5 separate regions of the Mus musculus genome follow, and all the other regions are linked to region 3. A link is a loop called in an ENCODE intact Hi-C map of the cell type or tissue named here. Cell type or tissue: left cerebral cortex. All regions are shown on one strand. Region 1 overlaps Dglucy (D-glutamate cyclase). Region 2 overlaps Rps6ka5 (ribosomal protein S6 kinase, polypeptide 5). Region 3 holds the start of Rps6ka5 (ribosomal protein S6 kinase, polypeptide 5). Region 4 holds the start of Dglucy (D-glutamate cyclase). Region 5 overlaps Rps6ka5 (ribosomal protein S6 kinase, polypeptide 5).

What was found. Peaks named below come from ENCODE experiments on the same cell type or tissue, not always from the same donor. Only the 100,000 strongest peaks of a DNase experiment are listed, where the experiment ranks them.
Region 1: a loop joins it to region 3, with 3 times the contacts of the local background. A loop is called at or near these places in 19 of 42 quality-filtered maps.
Region 2: a loop joins it to region 3, with 3.0 times the contacts of the local background. A loop is called at or near these places in 2 of 42 quality-filtered maps.
Region 4: it touches region 3 in a loop (3-fold over the local background); 11 of 42 quality-filtered maps call a loop at or near these places.
Region 5: it touches region 3 in a loop (2.4-fold over the local background); 7 of 42 quality-filtered maps call a loop at or near these places.

Annotation. Positions count from the first base shown.
Region 1 is chr12:100,835,333-100,840,332 of GRCm38, forward strand. It overlaps Dglucy (D-glutamate cyclase), which reads left to right. Exons shown (of 13, transcript NM_145448.5): 3 at 1-3; 4 at 3,168-3,366. Among named protein-coding and RNA genes, the nearest start is that of Gm36572, 56 kb to the right of the region's middle. In left cerebral cortex, no CTCF peak of the experiment used is centred here; no DNase peak of the experiment used is centred here.
Region 2 is chr12:100,575,774-100,580,773 of GRCm38, forward strand. Rps6ka5 (ribosomal protein S6 kinase, polypeptide 5) reads right to left here. Exons shown (of 17, transcript NM_001330702.1): 9 at 1,949-2,110. Among named protein-coding and RNA genes, the nearest start is that of Ttc7b, 57 kb to the left of the region's middle. In left cerebral cortex, CTCF peaks have their summits at 161 (motif pointing left) and 2,701 (motif pointing right); DNase peaks (open chromatin) are centred at 86, 2,713 and 3,639; H3K27ac peaks cover 100 bases.
Region 3 is chr12:100,722,882-100,727,881 of GRCm38, forward strand. Rps6ka5 (ribosomal protein S6 kinase, polypeptide 5) reads right to left here and starts at 2,239. Exons shown (of 17, transcript NM_001330702.1): 1 at 1,900-2,239. The coding sequence starts at 1,999. In left cerebral cortex, a CTCF peak has its summit at 1,893 (motif pointing right); DNase peaks (open chromatin) are centred at 532, 1,541 and 2,420; H3K4me3 peaks cover 2,875 bases; H3K27ac peaks cover 984 bases.
Region 4 is chr12:100,776,428-100,781,427 of GRCm38, forward strand. It overlaps Dglucy (D-glutamate cyclase), which reads left to right and starts at 2,630. Exons shown (of 13, transcript NM_145448.5): 1 at 2,630-2,883. Gm40558 (a long non-coding RNA gene) reads left to right here. Exons shown (of 3, transcript XR_872933.1): 3 at 1,287-1,318. In left cerebral cortex, no CTCF peak of the experiment used is centred here; DNase peaks (open chromatin) are centred at 2,109, 2,636 and 3,207; H3K4me3 peaks cover 1,216 bases; H3K27ac peaks cover 1,472 bases.
Region 5 is chr12:100,637,384-100,642,383 of GRCm38, forward strand. The region is part of intron 3 of Rps6ka5 (ribosomal protein S6 kinase, polypeptide 5); the gene reads right to left. Among named protein-coding and RNA genes, the nearest start is that of Rps6ka5, 85 kb to the right of the region's middle. In left cerebral cortex, CTCF peaks have their summits at 220 (motif pointing right) and 2,460; a DNase peak (open chromatin) is centred at 2,534.

The DNA.
Region 1 (5,000 bases), 110 kb after region 3:
AAGGTAAGAAGCCTGTGCTACAGTAGTTGTGAGCAAGGGAAGATGCTGCAGCTGGAGTGCTGTGTTACCAGGTACACTTTGGTCCAGCCTTGGGGGCCACACAGGGCCTGGCATGGAACCTCACAGGACCACTGCTCACAGAAGCAAACTGCCCTCTCTACCTTTCCTACTTCATATGCTCTCCTCCAACCCCACACTTGTCCCTGCCCCTGCCCCTGCCCCCGCCCCCGCCCCCGCCCCCACCCCGCCCCTGCCCTTGCCTCTGCTCCAAGCCTGGAGAAATTCTGTAGTCTACATCTTAGTTTCATTTCCTATTGGCATGATAAAATACCCAGACAAAAGCAGTTAAGCCGAAAAGGGTTTATTTTAGCTCAGGATTACTGGCAGGGGGTGGGGGGGGTCAGGGGTGGAAGATGGAGGTGACGGGAACTTGAAACAGCCGGTAACATTATAACCATAGTCAAGAGAAGAGGTCAGGTATTATTGTTGCTGTTGCTTTGTTTGTTTTGTTTTGTTTGTTTGTTTGATATAGGATCTCATTATGTACCCTTAGTTGGCTTGGAGCTAACTATGTAGACTAGGTTGGCCTTGAACTCATAGAAGTCTACCTGCCTCTGCCACCTGGGATTAAAGGTATGCACTAACCATGCCTGGCCCAAGAGCAATACACAAATGCATGAATGCCAGTGCGAATGCCCGTGCTCAGCTCTCCTGCTCTCTCCACTCTTATACAGTTTAGGACCCCCTTGCCTAGGGAATGGTGCCACCCACAGGAGATGCATCCTCCCACCTCAATTCATCAATGCAATCTCCCAAAGACATTCTTACAGGCCAGCCTGAGACTCTCTTTCCACATGATTCTAGATAGTATCAAAATGATGATTAAAATTAACCATGACAGGCACTGCCACCTGTCGCTTTATCACTCCTACCAGAAAACCCTTGCACAGGATTAAGAACAATGCTCGAATCACTAACCCCCAGAAGAAAATACCATTCATATTGTGCATGTTTGCCTACAGCAGACATCCCCCTTAGCTCCCATTCACTCTCCACAAGTTTCAGTTACCCGATGGGTGACCAATGTCTAAAATTATTGCATGGGAAATTCCAGGAATAAATAGCTCAATGTTTTAAATAACTTTTATTATAGTATATAATTATAATTACTATGCATCTCTGGTTTATAAAGGAAATGTCAGGTGTAGAAATACAGGGGACAATAACATATACAGGGGATGGGGCTAGCCAGTGTCAGTCATCCACTGGAGATACTAGATGTATTTTCACACATAAAGGGTGAGCACTGCATAACAAGCCTCTTAGGTGGCTCTGGGAACCCTGCCTCTTTGCCTCTCCACTATGCCCTCGCTTCATAGCTTCAGCTCCCATTGTCTTTGACCTAGACTTTAAGACACTGTAACTCTCCTTATCTTCCTCCTGCTCTCTCCTCCATCTGACCATCTTCTGCTCACCCACAAAAGTGGCCTTTTCTAAGTCTGCATCTGATCATGTGACTCTACTCTTTAAAAGTTTCCAAGGCCAGCCAGCCTGTGGCCTGTACCTTAGCCCCATCTCAAGACTAGTGGTGACCCGGCCCCAGCTCAGCTTCTTCCTGATACTCAGGTCACACACACACCCCTCCCCAAGCTCTCTTCCTAGACAGAAGGCTTCCCATTATCATTCTGTAGGTGCAAGGATGAGGGGACCCCTCAAAAAGACGTTACTAGGGCCTGAGCTGGTACTTACTGTGTGGTCAGCTTGAGTCTCCTGGTGCAGACCTCCCTTGGCTCATATACTCGGTGCCTTCACACTTAGCACATTCTGCCTAGGTGTCCTTCCCTTCTCATCCAACCTGTGGACTCCTACTTATGCCTTAAGACCCAACTCCTCCCCCTTCATGGGTCATAGCATTCCAACACTATGAAGAAACACCCAAGGCACACATCTTAAAGAAGGAAGGGTTTGTTTGGTTTGCTGGTTTGGAGGTCTCAGTCTATGGTTGAGTGGCTACAGCTTGGGCCTGTGGCAAAGCAGAACATTATAGCAGGGGAGATGGAGTGGAGCCAAGCTACTCAGGAAGCAGAGAGAGAGGATGGCGAAGTAACATCCTCATCTTAAAAGCGGATATACCCGATGACCTAACTTCCTCTTACTAGTTCCCACCTCTTAAAGGTGCATAGCTGCCACCACCACCACCACAAGCTGGGATGGTGCATTCAGTCTATGGGCCTCTAGGGGAGACTTGAGATCCAAAGTAGAGCAGTAGAGGAGGAGGGTGCCTCATTGCTCTGTGTTTCTCCCTATCCAGACACTTGCTGCTCCATGGAGCTGGTGTCTGAATGTGGAGTCACACCCTGGCCATCCCTACAACCCATCCCCTGGCACATGGCTGGAAAGGAGGAATAACCCAGCAATGATTTGGGGTGAACAGGGTTGAGGCTCGTACCACATAAGGCTTTCAGCCTCATGGGAGAGGACACCAAAGTTTCTCTGGGTCCAACAGCATCTCCCTGTTGCAGAAAGTCCACCATTGTTTTATTCTTGTGGGTCTGACTGGTCTCACATTGAGGTTCAGGAAATGGGATGGGGTGGGACCCACAGGTTATGCTATGCACACATTGATTCAGTGGTTCTGGTTTGGTCATGCTTCAGGAACACCAGCAAAGCCCCGACTTGAAAACCAAGCGCTCCCCAGTGTAGAGAGCTCTAGACGTGTCAGTATCAGAGAGTCCCTCCTCTGCCTTTTTCTCCTCCTCCTCCTCCTCCTTCTTTTAAAGATTTATTTATTTAATGTATATGAGTACACTGTAGCTGTCTTCAGATACACCAGAAGAGGACGTCAGCTCACATTGCAGATGGTTGTGAGCCACCATGTGGTTGCTGGGAATTGAACTCAGAATCTTTGGAAGAGCAGTCAGTGCTCTTAACCACTCTCCAGCCCCTCTCTGACCTTCTAATAAACACAGTATTGGCCGAGTGGGCACGGTGGTACACCCTGTGGAGGCAGAGGCAGATGAATCTCCATGAGTTTGGAGTCAGCCCAGTCTACAGAGCAAGTTCCAGAATAGCCAGGGCTGTTACATAAAGAAACCCTGTCTCTAAAAACAAAAACAAAAACAAAAAAAGCGCCTCAGGGGCCTGTGAGCACTTCTTTGTGTCCCTAGGACCATCTGTCCACAGTTGCAGAAATACAAGTTTGGCACCTGCACAGGCATCCTGACCTCACTGGAAGAGCACTCAGAACAACTAAAAGAAATGGTGACCTTCATCATAGACTGCAGCTTCTCCATAGAAGAGGCCTTGGAGCAGGCAGGGATCCCCAGAAGAGACCTAACAGGTCCCAGCCATGCAGGAGCATACAAGGTAAGGCCATGCCCCTGGGCAAAACAGCTTGAAAATGTGGATGGACTCTGTAGTTTCCGATGGTGGAGAGAATGTTGGTTCAGGGATCAGAAGCCCTAAGGTCAGCCCTAGCTCAGTCGCCCTCCCAGGTAAAACCATTACCCTCTGAGTCAGTCTCTCTCCCACCTGCCTCTGATATGGCTGTGCAATGTCAATCAAAGTCATTTGGACATTTGGAGAGAGAGAGAGGGCATGTATATATGAATGTATGTTCAGGCTAAAGGTCAACTAGTACTCTTCGGGAGCAGAACACATTGTTTTCTGCTAAGTTACACTTATTTGGGGAAGGGGTGATTTTGGTAGTGCAATGTTTGTGTGGAGATTGGATGGCAACTTATGGAAATCAGTTCTCTCCTTCTGCCTCTGCCTCGTGGGGCTTGGGAATCAAATTCAAGTCACCAGGCACGGCAGCAAGTGCCTTTATCTGATGAGTCTTTTCACTGGCCCCACCGTGGAGTTGGAGACAAGACCTCTTACTGGGATTCACTGATTAAGGGTAGGCTCTCTGCCAGAGAGCCCTGGGGATGCTCTTGTCTCTATCTCCCAGTGCTAGAATTACAAGCACAGGGTGTCACCATGGCCAGTTTTGATGTGAGCACAGAGTGTTAACGGCAGAAGGGTGGCCTCTCCTGGGACACGCCTGCTGTTAGGGACTGTCCCTGTGGCCGAGTTGATGCACTTCTCTTCCTGCTGAAACCAGTCACGTGGGGAAGAGTGGCGCCCTTCCTCCTCTGCCTCCTTCCCAGATGCTGTTGGGACAAGTCTGAGCACTCTGGCTGATCAGCAGTCTCCAGGCCTCCCTGTGCACAAGACCAGCCTCCAGACTTCCCTGCTCACAGTGGCTGGACTTTTTTCATCTTGAGCGCTGTTTGTCACAGTGTCCCTCCCCACTTTGACTCCTGCCAAAGAGGCTTGGACTGCGTCAGGTCCCTGCAGTTCTGTAGTAACCTTCGAGGCACAAAAGATTGGGTTGATGAGATTGGCTATACAGAGAAACCCTGTCTCGAAAAAACCAAAAAAAAAAAAAAAAAAAAAAAAAAGCTTTGTACAGAGGCACAGACGTCCATATATGTTCACCAAAGCCTGTCAATTATCCATGACACGTCACTGCCCCCTCTCCCCACAGCTGCCATACAGTTTTGTCTGTAACAACTCACCCCACTGCCCTTAGGCCCTGAGAGAGATGGCTCTTACAGCCACCTTGAATTTGACTGATGGCCTGGATAGATGGCCCATCCTAAACAGAGGTGTCTCAGTCCCCAGGAGCCCTGCCTGGCTTTGTGAGTGGCCTACATGTGCCTTTGCTCTGTCCCAGGTGCTGTCATACAGACACTGGGCTGGCAGCACAGCAGAGCCTCATCTTACAGTTGCCAGGGTGGTAACAGCCAGTTAAGTGGCAGCCAAGGTCGTCCCAGGGGATCCTGATCCTGGCTGCGTTCTAAGCCTGTCGTAAGCCCCACTGCAGGGGGAGAAGTATACCACCAGTGAAAGTCACCCAGGTCGCCCTGTGCAGAATCTTGGAAGGGAAGACCGGGGCATCCAGGGACAGGCTCATCCTGTGGGATCTAGAAGTAAATCAGGCAGCCGATGTTCCT
Region 2 (5,000 bases), 150 kb before region 3:
AGATGCTAAAGCTCAAAGCTCTGCACTCTCACAGCTAGGCACGGTCTAGATGGCGATCATTTCTTTTCATAGAAAAAAATGTTCAGATGAAGATAATTTTATTTGCATTCAGAATACAGCATTAACTCAATAGCAAATGCTTCTCAGAAGGAGATATTGCCATCTTCTGGCAGAACTAGCCCAACTCAAAAAATCAAGGCAGAAAGACTTCCTCCCTATTCCACTCCCAAATCTGATGCAAGCCTGTGAACCTTTTGCATTGCTGATAATATCTGTTTATAAACTCATCTGACCTCAGAAGAGGCACAGTCAACACATCAAATAAAGTGGCCCCAGAACTGTTTCAAACTACAAAAATAACAAGTTTCATAAAAGTTCATCTTTAATTTAGCAATTATTGAATCTGTATTCTATGTTTTCAGAATAACTAAACTTAAAATTGAGTTTTGGAAAATAATACCCCAGTGGAAGGATGATGTGGTAAGCCAGAGTGATAAATGACACATAATTACTCTGTGCAAGCTAGGGCATTTACTAGTTTACCACCTACATAGATCCTTGGCCATGTTCTCCAGGGTCATAGGACAGGTGAGAGGCACACTCTGAATAGCCAGAGCAAACCACACTACAGGCACTGTCAGTGGTCAGAGAAGTGCAGCTATGACACAGTTCAATAGGCACAGAGTATCTGCATCTGTAAACGAACATTTCCTAAAAAATATTCTGCACTTTTAATTTTTTAAAGTTAAAATACAAAACAATGTGCTTTATATAATATTTCACATACACACATCTACACATATTGCTGTGATAAAATACTGACAAAAACAAACAGGTAAACACTCTTACAGAGAGTCAAAGTGCTCACTACTCTTTCAGAGGGCATTAAGTTCGTCGCATAATCTACATTAGGCAGCTTACAAGCTGAAACTGCAGCTCCAAGGAATCCTATACAATATACATACATACATACATACATACATACATACATACACGTACAAAACTATAAAAATAAATCTTTAAACAATATTTTGGCAAAACCAACTTGGAGTGGAAGGACTTATTTTAGCTCACATTTCCAGATTATAGCCCATCATTGCATGGAAATCATGGACTTTAAACCCAAAGTCTTTAAAAATAAATCTGTTTGTCTCCCTCCCTTCCGTTTTTGATTTTTGTTTTTTTGAGACAGGGTTCTACTGGCAGCTGTGTTCACTGTGTAGCTGAGGGTGACCCTGAACTTCTTACCCTCTGGAACACTGGGATTTCAGGTGAGTGCTACCAGACCCAGTTTTATGCAGTACTAGAAACTAAAGCCAGAGTTTCCTGCCGGCTAGGTGAGCACTCTACATCTCTGGCCCCCTCGATTCAAGACTTTAAGAATTAGAGAGCATGTATAATTTATTATTCACTGAAGATAAAGGTCCAGGTAACACTGAATAGTTTAAAGAATGGAGTAAAAAATAAAATAGCATTATAATTTTCACATGAGCCTCAGCAGAAATGAATTTTCAAGTATAAAATGAATACCTCGTCATAAAAAACAAACAGAGGTTGGTTGTTCGAATGCACACCTTTGATCCGAGCTACGGAGAAGCAGAAGTTCAAGACGCGTCTGTTATATATAGTGAGCTCCAGAATAGCCAGGGTTACACAGCATGACCCTGTCTCAAATGAACAGACAAAATATCCCACTAAACAATCCAAATCCCAAAACTCCAACTTCTGTCTCAAAAAAACAAAACAAAACAACAAAAAAACCTAAAACATACACATTAAAAACTATAATAAAATCTATTTAGTAAACTGCAAACTTCCAGATAGTACCTCAACATATCTCTAAATTTAGTTCTGAAGAGATTATAGAATTCTTATTTTATGCCAACAAACCACCTCACTAGGAAAACTGGCTTTCTTCCAAAGCATGTCTGGCATGCTGCAACTTTACCTGAAACAGTCGCTCGGAGCTCTGTGGCAAGGCAGCGGGAGAGTAGGTGGGGTCCATCTCTGTGAACTCTTCAGCGAAGTTACTCACATCTAACTCATCCCGGATCACCGGCTTGAATGGCGCAGGCACTTTTTTGGCAGCTAAGTCATCCCACTTTATCTTCTAGAGCACAGCAAGAAGATTGGGACAAGTCAAAAAAAAAATCAAACTATATTATGAACAATAGATATGGTTACTTTGTTTTTTCTTTTTTAAAGACAGAGTCTTACTTGGTAGCTCTAGCAGGCTGGAACTCTCTACTGCAACAGTTCTCGACCTCCCTAATGCTGTGATCCTTACTACAGTTCCTCATGTTGTGATGACCTTCAACCAGAAAACTATTTTCATTGCTACTTTGTAACCATAACTTTGCTCCTGTTATGAATCATAGTGTGAATATCCATGTTTTATGATGGTCTTAGATGACCCCTGTGAAAGGTTTGGTGGTCAAACGATCCACATGTTGAGAACCATTACTCTATGTAAACTCACTGGCTTTGAACTGAGATATGCTTGCCTCTGCCTCCCAAGTGCTGGGATTAAAGGTGTGCGCCACCACTCTTAGCTAAGAGCACAGTTACTAGCAAGTCTGATTTAAATAAGAGTACATATTTCAAACTAAGGATTAAAAATATTTTTTTTCCAAGAATGATCCCATTTTCAGTCTGTAGTATGTGGAAGGTGCCTGAAGCTTTCTTAATGCAGGAATCTCAGTGTCCTCTAGAGGGCACCAAGACATAACCTCAGAGATAACAGAATAAATTACTTTTGTACTGAGCCTTGGCAGAAAAGAATTAAGCCAAAATGAAAGCCAACCAACCAACCAACCAACCGACCAACCAACATCTCCCCCAAACCATAAAATACTGCTATAGTGGTTGAAGTGTATTCTGTGGCTGTGATACCAACCCCTATTTTCTAGGGACTCACTGAGTTCTCCTCTTACACTGGTTTCCCTTTGGGTCGCTGGACTGATTACGAAGTAAAAGTGCCATGAGTCAAGTGTGTGTGTACACTGGAGGGCTTGCTATTGTAGCTCATTCAACCCCATTCAATATTGAGTGAGATACTGCCTCTTGTTTCCCATACACACTGTCTGAGTAACTAACTCGTTCTGTATTATTCTAATTCAATCCTCTGTTGTTTCTTTATGTGCCTTCTTTAAAATATTCTCAGTTCTTACTGAATTGAATTTTAAAGATTTCTTACTCAGTCTTCAAAACAAGGTGATACCATCATGCTATATAGCATTAAGACAGAGAAGCACCACCAGTAGGAGACATGATTTCCAACTTAGAGATGGATATTGACTCAGTGGTGGGGAAATGTGAAACCTACACTTGATGAAATTAACAAAATAGGTTCTTTTATAAAGGAAGTAGAAATAATTATGTGGTAATTCTTCAAGCTTTTCAGTTATGATGAGAGAGATAATTTCTTTCTTTTTTTTTTATTTGTCTCAGAAATAATCTGAGGCTCAGAAATAAGAGCTAAATATTTTTCACTGAAGTATTTGTTGCTAGAAGTGTGGACTAGAGTTCTGTCCACTTTCTAGCTAGTGTTCACTCCTCTGTGAGGCTGTGGTAGCTTCTGTTACAGCCATCTGCTTTGTGCTTCCCTGACTGAAGATACACCAAGAAACATTCTGGGCCAGGTGAAGTGGCTTGGCACAGTAAGGATGTCTGCTGGCCAACATGCCACTCTGAGTTTGTCCCTCAGCATCCCACATGGCTGAGCAAAGAACTGACTTCCATGAGTTGTCTTTTCTCCTTCACATGTGTGTGTATGTACGAGCATGAGTGAATGTATGAACACACACACACACACACACACACACACACGCACACACACACACACACAATATTTCTTAAAAATTTTAAGAAGACTCTTGAAAAATGACAAACTTCTAGAGGAAAGGGGTAATTTAAAGAAACACATTGTTACCAGAAGAATGTTCAATGTGTAGAAAATTGAATGCTATTATGATTCTTCCCACCTCTAGAGCATTGTAGAGAAAAGATATTCAGATCTTTGTAAGTGGATTTCTGGTCTACCCTATCATTTAAAAGTGAAAGCAAATACATAAATTAAAATTATTATTCCAAGCTGTCAAGAAGATAAGCACCTCCTATACTAAAGACAGACCATAATATTCACAAACTCAGGGAACAACTGAGAAAAAAAAGTTGTAGAAAAGAACAATAGAGCATTCTGTTTAATTTTACATACTTGTTAGTTTTTAAGCTCAAGTATGAACAAGATATAATGTATGTTTGAAAAGTAATAGTTCTCAGCCAATGTACAATACTGAGTTCATTTCATTCTAACATGTTTGTCTCTGTGTCACCGAACTTTAAAGATTTACAGTAATATTTTTAAAAAATGGGTGGAGAGACTAAAATTAACGTACTCTGTTCTCACAGAAGTGAAGAGACCTCATTTTCAATGAGGAAACCACCTCCCAGCCCCCAAACAGAGGACAAAAATCTATGGCCTCATACACACCACACAAGTGTTCCACCACTGAGCTACACCCCAGCCTTGCATTTTTATGTTTAATAAGCAATAGCAACACTAAGAAAGCTAAGCTGACATAATTGTTTCTTTGCTTGCTATACCCTGTTTATTGTTTTAGTGATAATACTGCACATTTTTACAGAACAAAAACATAACGTGGATGACTCTACCAGACCATTAAACACCAAGGCCATGCTTGTTGATCTGTGAAGTTATTTAAACGCTGTAGCGTTTAGGATGTTAGAAATGGAGGCCTTGCCACGCCAGGCTTTACCATTTAGGCTGAAGTTACCAAGCAGCCCAGCCATCCTCCCCACTGTTTACGCCTGTACTTGGAGAGAACTGAGACCATGGGACTGGCGGATGTGCTGGTGCTCTGTGGAATAGTGTCCCTTGGCTTTTTCATAAAAAAGCGCTGTTACAGGACAGAGAAAGCAAATGGAAATGTATGCCACCGACACTGACTGAGAACCAGGCAGGAGGGAATATTCTAAGA
Region 3 (5,000 bases):
TATACTGGGTTTCTAATTCAATTATCATTTGTCCTATGGTATTCAATATAGCCACCAGCTACCACACTGCTCTAGCTCCTATCAGAGCAACATGTGCTAAGAGGAGCCCAGCTGGCTGGTGACGGAGGAGTTACTCTTTCAAGTTATATTTTAACAGTGTTTTTGACCATTACATCTGATCAGTTGTCCACGTGCTTAGCAATACATTTAAATGGCCGTTCCTGTCCTTTTTACTACATTACTAGTGAGTTCAGTGCAGTCTCGTCATCCATCAGAAGAATTTCTAAATGCAAACTTGATGATTCACACACAGTTAGTTGACAAAGGGAAATAAAACAGCGCTCATTGTTTTCTACAGAGTTAGCATTGTTTGCAAAATCCAGAAACTGAGCAGTTGGCTGACTACTAACAAGTAGGTTGCCCCTTGGTCTTTGAGCAAAAGACTGCTTGCTGTATCATGATCAATGGCTGAGCATAGAAGACTTCAAGCAGCATTTGTTGTACTGTATGATTCCACACACTTACAGCAAGGAATCATTATGTAAGATGGGGGGGAGGTGGACCAAAATCCTTACTCTAGAAAATGTGACACTGCTCCTGGTGTAAACTGGGCATTAACACTACATACATGTATACTGAGAAAAATGGCTTAAAATCCCGTTGAAAACATCACTTTTTGATAACATTTGGAGTGAAGATCTCAACCAAGGGAATCTACACTGTTTATGTGAGGAATTCAAAAATACTATGGAATAACTGGGTCAGGATACATTATAGAGTCAGAACCATCAAAACTGCAGTGCTTATACTGATAAATGAGAAGGCATGAATTTACATCTTATACTAAGTCATAAGACTGGCACCAAAGATACTAATGGGCAATCAAGAATTGTGGGTTGTAGTTAACTTTATCCATCTGTTTCAATCTGTTCCAAACAGCAGCAAGGTGGACCCGCTTTCTACCTGAAACCTGCCATTTGCCATTTGTGTCTACTTAATATAATGTGCCAAAGACTTAAGTGTCAAAAATCTTAAAACCACTGACACTAATAACTATCGATCCACTCTAACACATTCTCCATGCAGAAATGATAGTGTAAGGGGAGACCTGACTCCATGGGGCTGGGGAGACCCAAACTTTACCAATTGGTCCAGATAAGAATTTTCCAAAACAAACCCCGGAATTACACAATGAAAAAGCAAAAGTAAAAAGCTTAGCACACGGAGCTTTACTGATCTCCAGCACAGGGGATGCAAGCACTTAAGTCGCCTAGTGAAGCCTTTCACCCAAAACTTTACATTTATAGAGGCTGCTTGCCAAAAGACCTGGCAAATTTCAGAGAGTATAGTACTTCACGATAACTCTGAGAGAAAGGACTTAATTCCAGAGGACCACGAAGCCTTTTTCCTTCACCAGAGACTAACCGAGAACCAATACCCCTCTCGCAGGATCGCTGTCCCTTAGGGATGGTACAGACATACATACACACACAAACACACACACTCCCCTCACACCTGAACCATCCCAGGCAGAGGTGCAGGGTAAAGTGAGTTCAAGCTTCAAGCTCCATCACACACAGCTCCACACAGCTCACCTCTTGAGGGAAAGAGTACCTTTCCCTCGAGACAGCGTGTAGTGACAGATATGTCACCTATGCAGGAAAGGGGGCATAAAGGCATCTTCCCAGGCTGGGTCGGAAACTGGGGGCCCAGCAGGAGCAAACTTTCCTCTCCGTGCCCAGAGCCTCCCAGGACCCCCGGACTATTCCCCGCCCGCGAAGCCCCGCCCCGGGCCCGTCCCCCCCAGCCCGCGCCCCTTTTGGCCTGTGCGCGCACCCATGCCGGCTCTCAGGCGCGCCTCCGCGGCTGGCCCGGCCAGCAGAGGGCGGGGTCGCTCACCGGTCCGCAGCTCGTGCTTGACAGTAAGGAGCTGCTCGCCGCCGTCGCCGCTGTCCCCGCTGGTGCCCGCGCCGCCGCTGCCGCCGCCCTCCCCCTCCATCTTCACCCTCTTTCCGATCGCGCGGGTCGCTCTTAGGGGAACCTGATGGGACAGCAGACGCCCCGTCTCTCCACAGCTCCAGGAGCCGAGCTGCCGCAGCGCCACAACTCCGACACTGAGGCGAGTCTCTTTCCCGCTCTGGCCGTGCAGCTCCTCCGCCTCCTCCCCTCAGCGGGCACCGCTAGTACGGCACAACCCCGCGCCCTGCGCCTCCACCTCCTCCTCCAGGCCGCTCCTCCCACAGCCAGCCCAGGAGACAGCCCTGAGCCACCAGCGCTATTGGGCGCAGCGCGCGCGCGTCTGCCAGCGCCCGTTCCCATTGGGCGGCTAGTCCTGACGTTTCAGGAGCCGCCCCGCCCCGCTGCTCGAATTGTTGTTGCTTGGCGGGGAGGCAGGAGAGGGAGGAGCGCGAACGCTCCGATTGGCAAGACCCACGGAATGCCCCACCTACTCGCTTTGGTGCGCACGCGCAGGCAGGCCTTCCCTCTCCTGACCTCCCCAGAATGGTCACACCCCTTATTCCCAGCTTCGATCTGTTAGTAAACAGTATCTAGTAGTCAGGAGGCGCTCCGGACCTCTGATTGGCTACTGCGGAAAGAGGCGGGGAAAGACGATTGGACCGCTTGGTCCGCCAATCACAGTGGACAAAGGAGGGTCCTGGAGGGAAGCACTTGTCACCCACGTGTTTGCGCTCGCGCGCGTCTGAGGGTCCTAGGGAACGGCCCACAAATGTGTGACTGTCTGGAAGATGGCATGTCTTCGAATGATACTATTCTCTGTAGCACTAAATAAATTAAATGAATTTTGTGTTTAAATACAGGTAGGAGCCGGCAAGATGGTTCCGTGGGTAAAAGTGCTTGCGGCCAGACGTGGACAACCACAGTGCAGTTCCCATATAATGAAAAAGAACTAACATGTTGACCTCCGACCTCCACACAAGCTTTAATTAAGGGCATGTATCGCTCACACAAGGCAAAACTAAATTACGTTTAAAAATTAAATACAGGTAGCTCCTATACACAAAAAGTCAAGGTTCTGGCTCCGGATGAGAAATCTGAAATAATAACTTGTGGAGGTGGGGAGTGTAGCTCAGCCTAGCCTTGACCCCCTGGTACGTCTAGCACCACCTCCCAGTGCTGGAATTCGCAGTATGTGCCACCATGCCTTGCTTATGACATGCGGGAGATTGAACTCTCCAGCTTTATGAATGCTAGGCGAGCAGTCTACCAGTTAAACTACATCCTCATCCCAATTTTTCATGTTTAAGAAACTCAAAGAGTGTGGTGAATCATAAAATAAGATTCAATTTCTGCTCCTGAAAAGCTATTAACGGAACTCGAGAGATGGGCAACTTGTATACAGGCACAGGAAACTATAAAGAATTTAAACAAAACTGTGAACCAGTATTAAGCATTAGAGAATGGCACAGATGGCAACGATTATTCTCAAGGCTTTTAGGGCAAGGAGAAAATCTGGATAGCCAATTTAAAGGGCAAGTAAGACAAAACTGGAGACATTTCACACAGAGGTAAGCTGTGAGCCTAGGTCTAGAGGAGATCAAATGCTGGTGACCTAAGTAACAGGTAGGCTAAATGAAGTGTAAGGGAAACAGCTGTATAGGAAAGATGAGTGTATCTTTATTTTCCTTCTTGGAAAAAAAAAAACAAAAAAACAAAACAAACAAACAAAAAAAAAAACCAAAACAAAAAAACCCAAAACAAAACAAAAACACCTGACAGAAGCATTCTAAAGAAAGAACAGGTGTGGTGGCACTGACCTTTAATCCCAGCACTCAGGAGGCAGAGGCAGGCAGATCTCTGTGAATTCAAAGCCAGCCTTGTCTACATATCGAGTTCTAGGATAGTCAGGGCTACACAGAGAAACCTTTTCTTAAAAACACTCAAAAGAGAAAAAAGAAAGACCTGGGCAGGGTCGGGGAGTGACTTACATTTTAAGGATAGAGTGTATCATGGAGGCGGGAAGATGGAGGAACAGGAGACCACTTGGTCAAGTTGTGTCTGTGGTCAGAAGCAGACAGCGCTAAACTGTGGTACTCAGCAGTCTCCTTTCTATTAAATCCAGGACACCCAGCACAGCTAGGGTGGATCTTCCCTGTTAAGCCTCCCTGGAGATGCCATTAAAGAGACACCCACAGGTGTGTCTCCCAGGTGGTTCCAAATCCGGGCAAACTGAGAATGAAGATGAACCGTGTCCTTAAGACAATGAGGGATCGTAAATGTTACACTGAGGCACAGAAGTTATTTAGTAATGAAGTCCCCTACACTAGTTAGAACAGCAAAGTCACTCTCTTATAACTTGTCGAATCCCATGAGGCTGACGGGAAGAGAGGACTCACTGGGAAAGAATGTATTGCAAGTGTAGCACTGACAGCTTAATTTCTGTAGCGGAAGTAGGTGATAATGAGAAAAGAAAAGACGAGCATAAACAATGCAAAAATGATCTTCTAAATTGCACATGGATTAGATGAAGAATGGGCAAACTATCTTCCTGTTAGAGGACAGATAGCAAATCCAAGGCTGTGTGAGCCGTAGACTCTCATTTATAACTACTCAATTTTTCTGGAAAGTGGTCAATAGAAAACAGAAAGACAATAACAAATGGCTGTGTTCCCCTAAGATGTCTTAATGGATATTGGAATTTGAATTTCACATGCCATAATATATTATTGTTTTAATATCTTTTCAAACATTGAAATATGCAAAACCCATCCTTAGCTCATGGGCCTTTAAAAAGTAGAAAGTGGTCTATATTTGGTAGTCTCCATAGTTGGCAGATTTTTGTACCAAAGTACCTGAAGGGGCTGGAGAGATGGATCAGCCGTGAAGAGCACTGATTGCTCTTCCGAAGGTCCTGAGTTCAAATCCCAGCAACCACATGGTGGCTCACAAACATCCTAAATGAGATCTGATGTCCTATTCTGTAGCAAGCTGGCCCGAGGCTTACAAGGACCCGGTACCGTACACCGGGGAAGCAGGCTGGA
Region 4 (5,000 bases), 54 kb after region 3:
TCACAAGACTGGAGACAGACTGCTTAGCCTTTCTACAAGTCTGAGGGAAATGAGCCTAGCCCACAGGGGAGAGTGCCTGGCAGGTGCCATCAGGCACTGGAAAAGCAGGAAGGTTTACAGAGTGGGTACAGGAAGCCCTGCCCTGCTCTCTGCTTTGGCCCTAGGGTTGCGCTGTCACTGGGAGGTATTGACTGCTGGTTGGGAAAGCCCTGAGACAGAGGAAGATCAGAGTATATAGTGGCTATCAGGCTGTGATTGGTGGTGGTGGTGGTGGTGGTATGTGGATGGTGTTCATGTGGTTAAGAAGGGAAGCTCTCTGGTATCTTTCCTGACAAAGGCACTAACACCATCACAGAAGGACCCATGCTCAGGAGCCCATCTAGCCCTAAGTGCTTCCTCAAATTCCATTGCATGGAAGGTTGGTGTCTCAACATAGGAATTTGGAGGAAAATAAAGGCATGATGGCGTCTAGAATCTTCCTGTCTAATTAGGTTTGAGGGGGAAAAAAAAGTCTTGAATTCTTACTTCTATCTCCCATTGACCCCTTCTAATCACCTAACCTTACAATAGTGAGCATGCGATTGTTACCAGATTTTAATGCTACTCAATTTTTTGCAAGGAGACTTCTAGGTAAACTGACTGTACCTTTACATTCCTCTGATGTAGGCAATTGCTCTCCCTACAGAGTGTACTCTGACACTGAGTGTTGAGATATTTCTCCCCCTTAGAACTTTTGCCTACATCGTCACATCCGCCAAAGAATCCATCTGTAAATATTTGGCATTCTTTGCATCTCTGGTCAACCACACAGTCTTACTTTCTGGAGTTCCGAGTCTCATCCTTAAGCCTCTAGAAAAGTGGAAAGGACACATGCCTCAGGCCTTGGACATTTGCCGTCTGCAAACCATCACCTCCTGAGGGGTACAGGTTAGGCGTGTCCTTAAAATTTAGATATCTAATAAGCTATTGTATGATGGCAGCTTGATTGCCTGAGTTACATCCACAGTGTTTCATAACCATTGTCACTGTGTCCAGCTCCAGAACCTTTTCATTATCCTATACTGAAGTCTGGACCCATTAAACGGTAACTCCTCCACACCTTCCTATCTACTGGTTTACTTTTTGTCCCAGTGATGACCTTGGCTGATTTAGGTACCTTATTACAGGTAGAATTATGGACTCCTCTGTGGTGGTTTGAGTATGCTTGGTCTAGGGAGTGGCACTATTTGGAGGTGTGGCCTCGTTGGAGGGGTTGTGACCTTATTAGAGGAAGTGTGTCATTGTAGGCCTGGGCTTTAACACCCTCATCCTAGCTGCTTGGAAGCCAGTCTTCTCCTAGAAGCCTTCGGACGAAGATGTAGAACTCTCAGCTCCTCCTGTACCATGCCTGCCTGGATGGTTCTATACTCCTGCCTTAATGATAATGACTGAACCTGTAAGCCAGCCTCAATTAAATGTTGTCCTTTATTAGAGCTGCCTTGGTCATGGTATCTGTTCACAGTAAAACCCTAACTAAGACATTCTCCTTATTTCACTCAGCACAATGTCTTTGTCTCCATTTATTCAGGTTGCTATGACAAAATACCACAAGCTGGATGGCTTGTAGAGAGCAGAAATTTATTTCTCACAAGTCAAGACTGGGAAGGCTAAGTAAGATCAAGGTGCCAGTGGATTCAAGTATCCTGTGGAAGTCTGGGTTTTTGGTTTTGGTGGTGGTCGTGGGGTGCAGATGGTGTCTTCTCTCTGTCTTATAACAAAGGGCAAGGCACACCCATCCCAATTCCTCCAGGAGGGGGAGAAGTTAACCAACTGGAGAAAAAGAATTAGAAAAGTGACCCAAGAAGAGACATGCCAAGGCTGGCACCAAAAGGACCTGCACTGTGCTTACGTGTGTGGTTTGTGCTGGGGTTGGGGTATGAGGCTCGGGAGCGGTAGGGAAGGTGAAACCACAGAGACTGGCTGGCACCATCTGCTTTAGAACCTTGTGTGGTTGGGATTAAGGCTGGCTCTGAAGGGAAGTCCTGAAAGCTTTGAGGCAAGAGAAAGCAGAACCTGCTCTTCCTCAGAGGAAGCATTCAGACCAAGGGAGGAAAAACCCCCACAGGCCTGCCCGTGTCTTTCAAGCATAGTCTGAGTGCTAGAGACTGGCCTAGTGTTGCGTTCCTATTATCTCAGATGAGTCCAGGGAACATTGAATGCTGGAGAGCAACTTACCCTGCCTAACCCAGCACAGCCCCAGGGCTAGCAGCCATTGATCTGCAAGAGCCTGACTCTCGCTCGGGTCAACACCTGCATTTTCGCCTGTACCTCAAATGACCCAGTGCAGTCTGACATTTGGACAGCACAGACAGCAATCCCAGTCTGGCTTCACACGGGAATTACCAGGGTAGTTGTGAAACTCCTCAGGGCTTACGTGAGTTCCTAGGTCTGTGACATTAGAATTTTTGGGACTTCCACCCTGCTGCAGCAGGTTTTCCAATCATCATGGCCATGCCTTTGTGTCATGCTTCCTTGCTGCCCGGGGAAAGCAAGAAACTCCCGCAAAGGGAAGTAACCTTAGAGGGCTCTGTGACTTTAAGAACCAGGACTGGCATCCTGCCATGGAAGTCTCCACCCCAGTACAGGCCTTGAGAGCATTGGCTGCAGGGTAGCAGAGCTGTAGCAGCCAGTGGTGCCTGGGGCTGTGCCCAGGCATGTAGATCAGAGACTGAGCCGGGCAGAGCAAGCTGGTGGCAGTGGCGGTGGCGACAGGCAGCCCCAGAAGCCCCTGTGAGCTGAAGAAAGAGAGCTTTATGCCTTTCAGAAGGAAGCTCGCTCTGCAAGGCTGAGGAAACAAAAGGAAGAATTGTGTGTGGACTCTAGTCCAGACATCTCAAACCAACAGTAAGTCAGCAGGGAACGTGAACGCGGCATAGTTCTCTGCCCTAGGCAACATCCACACACCCCACCCTACCCTATCCCAGCCCAAGCGTTTGAGGAAACTGCTCCAGGGGGCTATAAGCCAAAATCAGTTAACAGGCTTTCTGCTAGAAGCCACCAGGGCCTCCCCTTGAAAGTCAAATCTCTGCATATGACACTGGGGACCATGAGTTGTGGAATTGCTTCTCTACCCTCCTGGGATGGCCTTTCAGGACACCTTCCAGACCTTGAGAACCCCAAGATCATGAGAAAGCAAAGAAGGGGAAATTGAAATCATAGGCTTTGAGTGGCTGCCAACTTTGGGCCACAACCTGCTAGGGAGGAGGAAATGAAGCTAGTGGCAGAGACTTCAGGGCTGGCATGAGGGGAGGACAGACCAAGCCAATGCAGGCCTAGGGGTGTTGGCCAGATAACCACAGGGCTCGAGGTGCCTCTCTCTGCTTTTGAGGGATGATTGCTGAAGGTGAGGCAAACTCACATTGAGAGCTTGCTTCAGTCCCCACTGCGGGAGCCAAGGCTCTCTTGTCATAGGTGGCTGGGGGAACAAACCCTCTGACCTGTGCAGAAGGCAGAGCCCTGTGACTCTGGGAAGTCTCTTCCTATCTGTGTGATTAACCTAGGGGTTCGTTAACAGCCATCTTCCTGACTTCATGAACATGTATGTGTGCTAGGGAGGGCAGGAGGCAGCATGTTGGCACTGATTGGTCCAGAAGGAGCGAGCGTTGTTCCTTCAAAGTAGCTAAACACTGTCAAAGGAGGGGGAAATAAAGCCAGGAGCAAGAAGCAGAAGGAAAGCAGCATCCACTAAACAGATGGGGGAAACTGAGGCAGAAAGACAAGGCAGGATAGAACCAGCTGAAAGCTAGACTGGGCTTGCACACATTCCGATAAAGAATTTTTGTGTTAGCTTCCCATTCATATAACAAGACCCTTGACATGAGCAGCAACGTTAAGGAGGAAAAGTTTATTTGGGCTTATGATGTCAAAGGTTCCATCCATCCAGTCCATAGCCCTTTGACCTGGCCGTTTCCAGGATCTTTCAACATGGCTGAAGCAGGTGGGAGAGGGAAGCAGCTCAACTCGTAGCAGCCAGGAAAGCCAAGCGAGGACGGGTCTCAGCGAGAACGGGGCCAAGCGAGGACGGGTCTGAAATACAACAGCCCATCCCTAGCCCACCCCCAAGTACCAACTTCCTCCAAAGAGGCCTAACTTTCAGGGGTTTCCACCACCTCCCAAAGCCCACTGCTGAGGTCCAAGCGCACAGGATGTAATTCCCTCCCACAGGTCCTGCCCCTAAACACTGCCTACAGGGAACCAAGCCTCCAATAGCAGTTCATATAAGAACAACCTTAAAAACTCAGCTGTTCCTTTTGTCATGGGGACTGAATCCCAGGAGCTCAACTGGTGGTCCTTGACCTGGCGTGATGTATATGTGTGGGTAAATAAGAAACCCTGGGGAAGTTCGTGGGCATATCTGAAAGATCTGTCACATAGGACTCCTGTGTCAACACGCAGCTAAAGTCCCCTGCTCACTTGAATTGGGAACCTTTGAATTCCTTGTGCCACCCTTGTTTCTAGACTTGGTGAATTCCCATGGCTATGGCAGATTGCTGCTCCTCCTGGTCTTTCTAATAAGGATTCTTTTCAATCGAGAACCTCTGTGGTTTCGCATTTTGCCCAGCTGCTAGGGCGTGGGAACACCACTTGGGCAGGTGAAACATGGAGACTGAAGACTGCATTTACCCTACACCTACTGTTGGGTGCTAGATTTGAGGGACGCGCCGATACATCGCTCAGGGGGTGGGAAAACACAACCTAAGATGTGGAGTCCAAAGCTGGAGTTCCCTGACTCCTGGGTGTCCAGTCGCCACTGGAAACCACGCAGAGGAGCCTGGAACAGAAGGTGTGGCGGGGGCTCCACAGGGCCAGGGGCTCCTAAACTTCTGGACATCTAGACACTGCTGGGTCAAGGGGAAGTGGGAACAGAATTGTGCCCTTGGGCTGAGGAGTCCTGGGCCGGGGAAAGGGGAACGCCAGCTTAGTTCGGTGGTGGTGCTTAGCGGTGAGCAGAGGGGCCTTCT
Region 5 (5,000 bases), 85 kb before region 3:
TTTTTCTTTTTTTCTTTTTTTCGAGACAGGGTTTCTCTATAGCCCTGGCTGTCCTGGAACTCACTTTATAGACCAGGCTGGCCTCGAACTCAGAAATCCGCCTGCCTCTGCCTCCTGAGTGCTAGGATTAAAGGCGTGCGCCACCACGCCCAGCTTAAAGATGTTATAGTTTTGTTTTGTTTCTTAAAGATATACAGACACACTGTAGCTATCTTCAGACACACCAGAAGAGGGCATCAGATCCCATTACAGATGGTTGTGAGCCACCGTCTGTTGCTGGGGAATCGAACTCAGGACCTCTGGAAGAGCAGTCAGTGCTCTTAACCCCTGAGCCATCTCTCTAGCCCCTGAGAGCATCCTTACAAAGGACCCAAGTTCAGTTTCCAGCTCCCACATCGGGCATCAGAGGTCCACTCCAGCTCCAGAGGTTGTCAATCCCTCTCTGAACATTTTGGACACTAAAAGTCATTTATATTCAACAGTGTGTCCAAAAAACAAAATAAAACAAACCGAAACCCCTATAACTCTTAGGTGTCTTAATTTCTTTTCCTATTGCTGTGATAAAATACTTTGATAAATGCGACCTTAAGGAGAAAGGGTTTATTCTGGTTCACAGTTCAAAAGTGCTCGCTACCGTCTGTAGTGGGGAAGTCAAGGTGACAGCGCCTGGTCACACCCCATCCAATCACGAAGCAGAGGACAAATGCACACGGCTGCTCAGCTCACTTTCTACGTTTATATAGCAGTCTAGGATCCCATGCATGGAATGGTGCCACCCACAGTGAGTGTGTGTGTCTTCACATATCAGCCTAAGCAATACAACTCCCCACAGGCATATCTGGAGGCTCATCTCTCAAGTAGATCCTGTTAAATAGGCAACTTGCACTAACCATCACAATCAACGTCCTTATTCACTGTCGATCTATGACGCAGTCCCAAGTTACAGGTAATTTTAAGTAAATCTGCGTTTGTAGGAATTGGATCTGATAAATTTTCAGTGAAGTCGGGTAAGCTGTTGCAAATGGACAGAAAGACAGCGATGGAGCTTTAGGTGTAAGAGATTCTATGAAGGCTCCTAGAAGGTAAGTCTTTAAGATTCTTACCCAAAGATAAACTCTGAGCTACAGTGCTAATCAACCTGGCTGTTGCAATACTGGCATAATGCCATGGGGGCAACATGCTACCTTCTGGTAGATGGAGAAGCCTACCCCACAGGACAGTACTCTCGTCTAGGACTGTAAGCCCAGCCGCAAAACCAATGTATGAATGCCATAGTCCAAAGGGGAGAACTTACTATTATTATTTTGCTAAACAAATATAGTAAGAACTGCCTTTTATAGACTTATCTTTGTACTCATAGATGAGTGCAGCCTTCAGCAGAGGCCCTTTTTGTGGTGGTTAAAATACTAGGATTCATAACTGGTTAAAAGTATGGAGAATAAGTGACTATGGAGTGCTCAGCTGTTAAAGGAAGTGCATATCACATATACACAAACCCTCAATATTAAACGAACACCATAGAAGGGGCAAAAAGAATTTAAGAGCCATATTGGGGAAAGCTGATGTAAAACATCTTCTGAACAGGACATGCCTTCTATATAAACTCACTGCAGCTGAGGTTCCCTGTACAAGATCAGAATCATCAAACTTTCATCGAAGAAGGAGGAAGAGTTTATGAGGCCTCACACCTCCCGGAAGGATTACAAAGTTAACAGTGGCTGGAGGAAGGAGTGTCACTCTTTGGTGGTCTAAAGCTGCCTAGTGAGTGACTAGGCAGGCTCATGCAGAAGTCCTGCTCAGGTACATGGGTAACATGCCTAGGGAGACAAGACTGTAGGAAGGGGGCTTCCTGGGAAGAAGAAGGATTCAGTGAAGCAGCTGGGAAAGTAAAGCAATGGGGGAGAGTAACTAAAATTCAGTGTACACCTTAGAAACTGTCAACATCCACAACAAACCCTTCAAAACAAGTAAGTAACCACAGTCTACAGGCTTATTCTGAAAAACAGATAAATCAAACTTTTCCAGGGTTTATTAAACAGAACCACCACTGCAAATAAAGTCTCTTGCTGTGAATAACAAACATATAGTATTTATCCACTTGGTATATTTCAAAACTAAAAGGTCCGATTCTGCCGTATTTGTAACAACCTTTTCTCTGGAATTGCCTGTCCTGCTTGTGCAGGAGCCGTATTAGCCTCTGTACGCTTCCATTTTAATGTGTGTGCTGCTGAAGCAAGGACCCTCCTGGCGCTCTTACTCTCCCTGACGAGAAGCCCTTGTTGGAGCAAAGGGGGTAACTCTCTCTGATGAAAGGGAGCTGACATCTTTCTTTGGTAGAGCACACTCACAGGTTTCCGTTTGTACACACTACCTAATGTTGAGTACTGCTGGACTACAGAACGGCTCCAGTGCAGTTTCCACTGAGGATGCAGTGCAAGAGCCACAGGTGGAGCCCACGAGCTGCTTCGGAGCTGGCGTGCTCACAGCTTCTACAAGCCTACTTGTGGGAGGGCAAGCACAGAGCTGACAGGCAAACTACAACCTCCTGCTTTCAAGGAAAGTCTCTCTTCTGCTTTCAGTCTCCAGTCCCACTTGCTTTCCTTTCTGTTTCTAGTTTTGTATGCCCACTCTTCATATGATGACACCTTGCAGCTCGTCAAACCCGCCACAGGGAGCCTTCTCTTGTGAATCAGCTGTATTTACTTAAAAGAAGGAATGTCTGACAGCAGTTCCTGTCTGTTCTGTGACATCTGCTACTACAATGCACAATGAACCATTGTTACCATCTCATCAAGCATCAACACCTTTGCAATTTCTGAGATAAAACTAGGACTCAAACATGAACTTCAATATCTAAAACATCTAGCTCCTATTGAAAAGGATGACACATCAGGACAAAACTGTCTACAAGACTGAGGTAGCATTTGTTAAAAATGTTCTAAATACACTTGGAATTAGCTTCTTTTATGTCTGATGAATCCCACTGATTAACCTGACTGATTATTAAAGTCAAAGATCAGCCAGTGTTTTGAAAAATCACCATTTTCAGAGACTATTAGAAGAAAAAACTGTTTTGTACAGATTATTTTCCACATAGAATTTCGACTTCTGTTGAAATAATGAGCTCCAAAAACCAGAAAATAGATGAAAATGTTTTTATATTTCTTGTATCAGAACATAGGTAGAAGGAAACTTATATAAAAAAAAGTTAAGCTATTCATATTATAAAATTTGGAAAAGCTGCAAGAAATACAAAAGGGGGAAAACATCAAATATATATGATGTCATATAGTTAAGATAAGACAAAGGAACATAAGAAGCTATAGAACAACATTTTATAGAAAAATGTGACTTAACTGAACTGGAGACTTGACTCAGTCAGTAAATGGCTTGCTCTCTAAGTGTGAAGACTTGAGTTTAATCCCCAGAACCCATGAAAAGAGTCAGATATGGAGGCACACAACTGTACTCCTAGAGCTGGGGAAGTTCAAAACAAGAGAATCCATATGGACCCTATTAAATCCCCAAGCTAGCCTAACTGATGAGATCCAGGTGCAGAGAAAGACCCTTTCTGAAAGATAAGGTGAAGATAGATTGTAGACGACATCTAATGTTAACAACCTCTGACTTCCACATGTGCATGTACACACACACACACACACACACACACACACACACACACACACACACACACCTTTCAACGGGCGAGTTTAGAGCAAGGGGCAGTAAATAATAACTCAGAGGGCAAATCTAGTCCACTACCAATTTATAATTAAGATCTTGCTGGAACTGTACTATATTTGTTTACTACAATCTATGGTCAAAAAGACTTGAAAGCCTGCAAGCTTAAAATAGTTACCATCTGGCCCTATACTGGTCAGAAAAAAGTACTGCCTACTGACTTAGAGAATGGAAGATAGAATATAAACAAATGAGAGATAATTATAATTAAAGCTTATTGTGGGAAGCAATCATACATGCTCAATTCTGTTAGAAAATGCTAGTCTATTCCATAACTGGGTACTAAAAACAAATGTCACAGATAGCATCTGGTAAGATACTACTATGATCACAATTATCTTATTTGGAGAAGCCTGTGCCAACCAAGCAAATTTTATTCCCCCTAGAGTCAGCCCTGTCAAACATTCTGCAGTGAGCCAGATGATAGCCTTGACTTGAATCTCTAAAACATCCCTTACTACATTATGGATGGCTATAAATCTTGAGTTAAACATCAGGAAAATAAGAGATAAAGAAACATCATAGAAACCGAACAACATGTCCTGGGGCAGGATGAAAAGATCTCAAGATATAAAATTAATGCAGAAAAGTGGAATCCATCAGCTTTAAGATACAGTAGGTCATACTCACAATAACAACAAATGATGGTACGTTCAATATTAATAAAGACAAAGGTAGAAAGGTAATGCTAAAACATTCTTGACAATCTCAGTTGCAGATTCCTACAGACAAGGAAATACCATCTTCTTCAAATAACCAGTATCATCAAAATTTCAGTTTGCTCAAAGTTAAAAATTTTAATTCAAAGACAACCCAGTAAAACCACTAACAAGCTTTTCTCTCCCTAGAACAACATACTTTGATTATAAGGGTCATGTTGTAAAATAACAGAAAGATCCCTTCATAAAGTTCTCAGTATCATCAATTAAAAAACAAGGGTTGTTGGAGAATTGGCATTACTATTAGAAAATACTGTAATGCCTTGATAAAGGTATCACAGTACGTACAGTGCTTGGGCATTATCTAATAAGACAAACAGAACAGAAAGTCAAGAAATACATCCAGATACATCCAGATGAAAAAGGCTGCAATTCAAGCCAGGGTAAACAATGAGCTTTCTCTCTCAATAATGCAGAAAAGCTGAGTGGCCATCTAAAAAGCTAGACCCTTATTTCTTGTCATACTCAACAATTTTTGTCAAACAAAAATTCCACATAGATCAAAGTTCTCTGAATAAAAACTAGACCCATGAAAATGCT